2 separate regions of the Homo sapiens genome follow, and region 2 is linked to region 1. The links are chromatin contacts, found by Hi-C or POLR2A ChIA-PET in ENCODE. All regions are on one chromosome and are shown on one strand. The core of a region is the stretch at or near the end of the contact, and the rest is flanking DNA. Distances in the headings are between cores, read along the strand shown. Region 1 overlaps LOC105369474 (a long non-coding RNA gene). Region 2 has its middle 350 kb from the start of LINC02719.

Region 1 (3,410 bases), core at 380-2,879:
CTTATTTACTCCTCACAACATTCTTGATGCAGGTACCATTATTATCTCCATTTTTATCAATGAGGACATTGAGGCACAGAGATGTTAAATAGTCCACCCACCTAGTAAGTGACTGAGTTAGAGTTGGAACATGGACAGTCAGCCTCAAAGATCACACTGCTAGCCACTCTGCTCTCCTGCCTCTCCACTAAGAGTTAACTTGGTAAGAAATTATGAATGTTGACTTATTTTGACAGCAATTTGACACCGCACTTTAAAAAAAAACATATTCCCTTAATCCAGTTTCATTAAGGTTTGATATGCTTTCTCTTATCACACTTAACACTCCTCAGAGTAAAACTCATACTTCATATGTGTTCTCTAGTGCCTATAGTTAAGCTCACCTACTAACTATTATACTATGGCTTAATAAAATTAGGGTAAGCAAAAATAGCTACCTGTTTCCAAGTATTTAGTATATGCTATGTGCTATGGTAAGTATTTTTCCAGCAGTTTGTCATTGAAACCTTTCTCCTGTAGCAGCTGTTCTTTCATGAGTGCAAACTAGGTAGTTCACAATAGTCTCAACATTCGTGGTGCATCAGAATCACCTGTGAGTGGTCCTCGCATACAATTACCAGGCGCCAGTCCTGGCGATTCTGATTGAATTTGTCTGAACTGCAGCGGCATGAGGATAGTTTTAGACCCTCCCTACTTGCCTTCATCTGCTTCGTGCTTCTGTAACAGAATATATGAGACTGCGTAGTTTATAAAGAACGGAAATTTATTTCTTATAATACTAGAGGCTGGGAAGTCCAAGATGAAGGGGCTTAAATCTGGTGAGGGTCTTCTTATTGCATCATCCCATGGTGGAAGGCAGAAGGACAAGAGAGCATGTGTATGAGAGAGAGCAGGGCAGGGGGCTGAAGTTAACCCATTCCCAAGATAATGGTGTTAATTCATTCATGAGGATGGAGCCCACATGACTTAACCACCTCAGAAAGGTCCGACCTCTTAACACTGTTGCGTTGGGGATTAAGTTTCAACGCATAAACTTTGGGGTCATGTTCAAATCACAGCACTACTGAATTCCAATGTGCAGTCAGAGTTGAAAACCACTCTGAGCTAAATGCTTTACATATGAATTTTATTTAAACCTTAGGAAAACCTAGTGAGGTCGGTATTATTTTCCTCATTTTATTTATGAGGAAATTGGTTCAGAGAAGTTAAATAACTTGGCCAAATTACTAAAGGGCCAAGCCAGGGATTCCAACCTGTGTCTTGCTAACTCAAAAGTTTATTGCCATAACCATCACACTATTCTACGCAGGAGCCATCCCATTTGTGGAATTCAGTTAAGGGCCTGGCCTGGATGCATTTCTAGCCTTCCACTGCCACTCACCTACTACTACACCCTCCCCCTCCCATGGCAGCCTCTCACTCTCCAGTGGCCTGACTTAAAAGCTTATGCCATTTCACATTATTCCAGCTTTATTGGCTCAACAGTGAAGTTAGGACATCTTTCCAGATGGCAGCCAAGCTTCAGTATAGAGCAAAGCAAAACCAACCACAGGGGAAGGTTGCACTATATCTACTTAAGTACATTCTTTTGATGTGAATAGTGTGCCTCGCACTCAGAGTAAATTAGTTTAGTCAGGCTTAGTCAGAGACCCAGGGGGAGATGCTTGGATTCAGGCAGCGGGCCAGAATGCAGCCGCCCTAAAGTATTTCCATAAACCATCACACTGCTAATATTGCAGCCAGAGGCCTTTTTGGAGTTCAGCTTTGTGTTTTACAATTTCACTCTAAAAAGTAGTTTATGCAGCGGGAACTAAAAAAATCACTTTACATTTGACTTTCCTTTTGGTCACATGGACTTCACCCAAGACACCCCTTCTGAGAGTTGGCAAGAGATGAGGAGGTTCCCAGCCTTGGTCCTGGCTTAATAATCATTCTTTACTTTTGCAGTATCCTCATTAAAGTCATTCCACACACATGGCCTCATGAGCTCATAGGTTACTAGACAAGGTGATATTTCTATGCTGTATATTTAAAATGAATCTTACAAACCTCCTAAAAGAAAGGAAGGAAGGAGAAGAGAGAGAAAGAAAGGAAGGAAGGGGGGAAGAAAAAGAAGAAAGAAGGAAAATAATCTACTAACTCTCACTGATATTACAAAATAAACATATAAAGACTGACGATGAACATTCTCCCCATTCTTGTTTCTCTGACTCTCCTCCTCTCGTGCTTCCCTTTGCATGCTCCACTGCAGCCGTCCAGGGTGAGCACTGTGCCTGTCACATGCTGCCACTTTCAGGGCAGCTCCACTGATCTTTGCGTGGACTTTATTGCTCTTTCCTGCTCCAGAGAAATGCTCTTACCCTCAAATGGAATTGTTTTCCTCCTGCTCTTTGTCTTCTCCTTCCCATCACTTCCCATCCCATTCTTCCTCCATAGAGCCCTGAGTTGTTCTACCCTGCCTACTGACCTCAGCAGTAGTAGTCAGCATCCCAATATCTTCCACATGAATATCTTTCCCATCATATGTGGCTTCCCTTTACTTTTTTCTCTCCCCACGACCTGAAATCTTCCTACTCTGTCTCCCGCCTCCGCCTCATTTTGTCTTCTTTTCCAAATTTACCATTTATGTTATATTGCAAATATTTATTGAGCGGCCAGCCTGCTGGGCACTGCAAGGAGATGACAGAATTGTAAATCTCTGCCCTGGAGCAGCTCCAGTCTGGCTTCTCTGAGTGAATTCAAACAGATGTGGCTAGATCTAAACCTTCATCTCTCTTTTACTCTGAAACCTTACAGCGGCCCCAATTGTTCTTACCTGCAGTCTCTCTTGCTGACATCCATCAATCAGCGTCTGCACCCTAACAGTTACAAAGGAAACAAAAGACACCTAAAGCTATTAACTACTACTTCCCAGAAAGCCTCATTACCATCCCGTGGAAGTAATATCCGGAGTAGCAGATTAGCCTTCTTGCAAAAGAAAAATGCAACAAATTATTTCTAAGCTGAGTTTAAGAAGATCATACTTTAGACGGGCACCAGAATTCCCCTTGTGTCAGTGCCTTGGAAGACCCCCAGGCAAGTTTAGAAATCCCCATTTAACCTAAGGGTTAAATGTTGTCAAAATTCAGCAGGCAGTTCCTCCTTTTTACCTCTCCTGGTTGAAAGAGAACATGTCACAAATTAATAAAAGAATATTTTTGGGGTGCCATATGTCAGAACATTCTAAGTACATTTTTCATTTAAACCTCTTAACAATCATTTAGAGGTTCTATGATCATGTCCATTTGGCAGATTAGGAAACTGACGCACAAAGTGTTTATATAAATTATAGAAGCATGCTGTGGAGCCAGGATTTGACACATGTAATAAAACTCTTGATACCTAAAACTTTAACCGCCCTTTATACAGCC
Region 2 (3,410 bases), core at 235-2,734, 84 kb before region 1:
GTTTTACAGAGTGGGGACTATTATTATTTCATTTTTACACACAAGGAAACTGAAATTTAGAAAAAAATAAACAAGCTTTCTGAGGTCATATAGCTTGTACATACTTGACGAGAAATTCAGATTCAAATCTAACAGATTCCAAGATGGATATATGAATCATTGCACAATTGGCAATGGTGTGAATGTGCAGAAGAACACCTAGAGAAATCATTACTTACATATGGGTCAATTAGATTCAGAAATTAAACATAAATAAAGTAGAATCCCATAGAACAGCCCGTCAAAACCCAGATGCGTCATTCCACTTGCTAAATCCTATCTCCCTGCACCCAAACCCATAAAGTTCAGGAGCTGTGAGGTATGGCTTACAACACAGATTTAATATTATAAGCTCACTGACATTTTAAAGTGCTTTTACCAAATAGGTTCACAAATTCGACCACCTCCACCCAGCTAAGACTCACCACTAAAATGAAACCTGTTTGGAGATTTTAAGGATCTTCTGAAATCAACACCGGTGTTTACTAATTGACTGGTTAACTAGTTTACTAGTTAAGCCAGAGTGCCTAGTTCTGGGTTTTCTGCAAATTGAATGATTCATCAATATTGAGAAGCATTGGAGGCTTCGATCCGATTGAAAATTTGCTCATAATTGAACGGATAATTAGATACCAAGTTTAAGGCTTTCCTCCTCAGGATTTTAAATATTTAAACAGGTATTAAATGGATATACCTCCGTATTTATTTTTGGACTACAAATTCTCAGTTCTTCACTGTGTGCCCAATGACAACAAAGGTATGAGTTTTACAGAGACACACTGGATCAGAAGTCAGTTGAACTGAGCCACTCCTAAGACTCCTCACTTAATTCCCATTGCTGTCAGTTTATCTCCCAAACTGATATGTGAAATTCTTGAGGGAAGCATAAAGCTCTGTTATGCTCTGTGCACTTGCTGCCTATAGGAAAACTGGACTCTGCTCCACTTCAATTTTCACATGTTCTCACTCTATCCTTGCTTCCCCTGGCTGTCAAGAGTCAGGGCTCTGGGAGATTTATTCTAGCATACTTTGATTTGATTTTCAGGTAAAAAAAACTATGTCCCAGTAACTTCCTGAACCTCTAGTTCAGTATGAAATAGCTCACCTTTCCACCACTTCCCATTATATAAATTATGCCTTTCCTGCTGGAAGGGGATGATGATTCACCAAAATTCGATACAGCTCTTCCCAATTGCAGGCTTGTTATAAATAGGCGAGTGGCTGTGTTAAATTGTAAAGATTTTAAAAAATATTTTCCAAGAGTAAAGAGCAACAAGCAAAGCTTGGAAAATGTAAGATAAAAGCAAAACACAAAAGACCTTTCTTTCCACTTAAATGGGGGGCTTTGTCCTGCTACGGGGTGGGGGTGGGTTTACAGCAGCTGCTTCTCTGCTTTTGTGTGAGTCACCCACACTTAGGGCACACTTAGGTCAGGGGATCTGGCTCTGGCACTAACCAGCTGTGTGGTTAACCCAGTGATTCTCAACTCAGCTGCTCTTTAAGATTACTGGGAGCTTTAAAAAATACTCAAGCCTCCATTCTGTGCCTGAGCCTCCATTCTAAAGTTATAATAAACAAATAAGAAGGGTAAACAGCTGTCAAAAACTCAGTGGGCCAGGAACTTCATGTAAATAGACATAATTTTTCAAAGCCCCAAAGATGTATATTTTCTCCCATTTTTCTTTAAACATGCAATCCTCTTAGACTTTCAGTTTTTAACATTAGAGAAACATGAATACATCATAAATAATCAACACTCTTTTTAACTCTATCTTAAAATTGTAGGACAAGTATTCATCGTCAGCGCAACTTAAACTTGGCTTTGGTAATAGAAATGCAACAGAGAGAATTAGGGTAAACTTCAGAGTACATGGTATAAGCTTTCCTAGACTGTACTGTGCTGTGCCGTACTGTATATACTATATATACTACTATACTATACTATACTATACTATACTATACTATACTATACTATACTATACTATACTATACTGGACTGTCCTATACTACACTATACTATACTGAAGCAGAACTTTGATTTTTTTTTGGTGAGAAAATAAAGTCATATTTCACAATTTTTAAAAAGAAACTAGAAATTCAAGAATATGGTTGAAGCACCTCAATTTTAAAATGTTGGCAATTCATTGAAAAATAAAATTAAAACATTATATGGGCCCACATTAGGCCAGCAAAATGTAAGCTTCGGACTTAGTGTAGACTGCAGGATGCCAGTTGAAACCTTGAGAAAACTGCCTATCATGTACTTGAAAGGTAGACCTGGATTCAGATCCCCACTATTTCTGTTACTGGTCAATGTCTGACAAGTAGTAACTCCTCAATCAATGCAAATATTGTTATTATTCTACTGTCTTTCTACTCTAACAATCTAAATCCTTAGTATAATTTTTTTATCTGTAGGATTTTTTGAAATACTTACCTGGAATCTAAGCAATCAGAAAGTTTAAAAAAAAGATTTTTTTACAGTTTATATATTCTACACATGATTTTTTAATGAAAACAGATGAGCGGTAGCAGGGATTTATTCTTGCAGAGTAATGCTAGTATCAATAAAGATCTCTCATTCCAACGTCTCAATCCTTTGACACCCACAACTGTAAGTAAAAGGTAGGGTTTATAATAATGACATGTGCCTCTGTAAGTCTCTAAAGAATGTCAATAAAAATAGTAAATAATGTCAAGTATTTTCGCATTAAACGTATTGTTGTGTTGTCTATAATCCAAATTCATGCAATGGAAATTTAATCCCCATTGCAACAGTGTTAGGAGTGGGGGCCTAATAGAAGGTGTTTAGGTCATGAGGGCTTCACCTTCCTGAATGGATTAATGCCACTATAAAAAGGGCTGTGGGAGTGCGTTCTCTCTTTGCTGCTCATCTGCCAAATGAGGACACAGAGTTTGTCCCTTTTTGCCCTTCTGCATTCTGCTATGAGATGACACAGTATGAAGGCCCTCATTTAACACCAGAAGCTGGACCTTGATCTTGGACTTTTCCATCTCCAGTCTGTGAGAAATAAATTTGTTTTTTATAAAGCTTCAGTATTCTGTTATGGCAGCACAAAATGACATTCCCTGTCTCAGGTACTCTGTTAAAGCAGTACAAAACATATTAACACAGTATTGTAATCGTTTGAGCAATAATGACAATTTCTCTGTTGCTGAATACTTGGTTAAATAAGCAAATAACCTGAAATCTTATGGATAAATAGAAACCTACACATTTTATTCCTAATTTTTAAAGATGTAGTTTTTCTTCATGAGCTTCTCTGAAGAAGCCACAGCACAAAATTTCTTATGCACTGAGTTTTTCTTCCTAAGCTCATTGGGATATTTAAAGATAGATCCAGAAATTT

Evidence for each region. Hi-C counts contacts between places; a loop is a spot of excess contacts on that map. ChIA-PET counts read pairs that join two places held with the same protein, here RNA polymerase II (POLR2A).
Region 2: a map of endothelial cell of hepatic sinusoid shows a loop between it and region 1 (4-fold over the local background). The contact joins two enhancer-like sites. A Hi-C loop is called at or near these places in 4 of 168 maps with a recorded cell type or tissue (DLD1, PC-3, astrocyte of the cerebellum and 1 more). POLR2A ChIA-PET finds 5 or more read pairs at or near these places in 2 of 52 experiments (AG04449 and PC-3).

The regions. Positions count from the first base shown.
Region 1 is chr11:106,397,435-106,400,844 of GRCh38, reverse strand. The region is part of intron 2 of LOC105369474 (a long non-coding RNA gene); the gene reads right to left. Among named protein-coding and RNA genes, the nearest start is that of LINC02719, 270 kb to the right of the region's middle. Within about 2 kb of position 1,629, at least 4 of the 41 ENCODE cell types and tissues checked have a DNase peak (open chromatin) inside an H3K27ac peak, as active enhancers do; they include PC-3, where a contact is called at or near this core.
Region 2 is chr11:106,481,130-106,484,539 of GRCh38, reverse strand. No RefSeq gene overlaps it. Among named protein-coding and RNA genes, the nearest start is that of LINC02719, 350 kb to the right of the region's middle. Within about 2 kb of position 1,484, at least 5 of the 41 ENCODE cell types and tissues checked have a DNase peak (open chromatin) inside an H3K27ac peak, as active enhancers do; they include PC-3, where a contact is called at or near this core.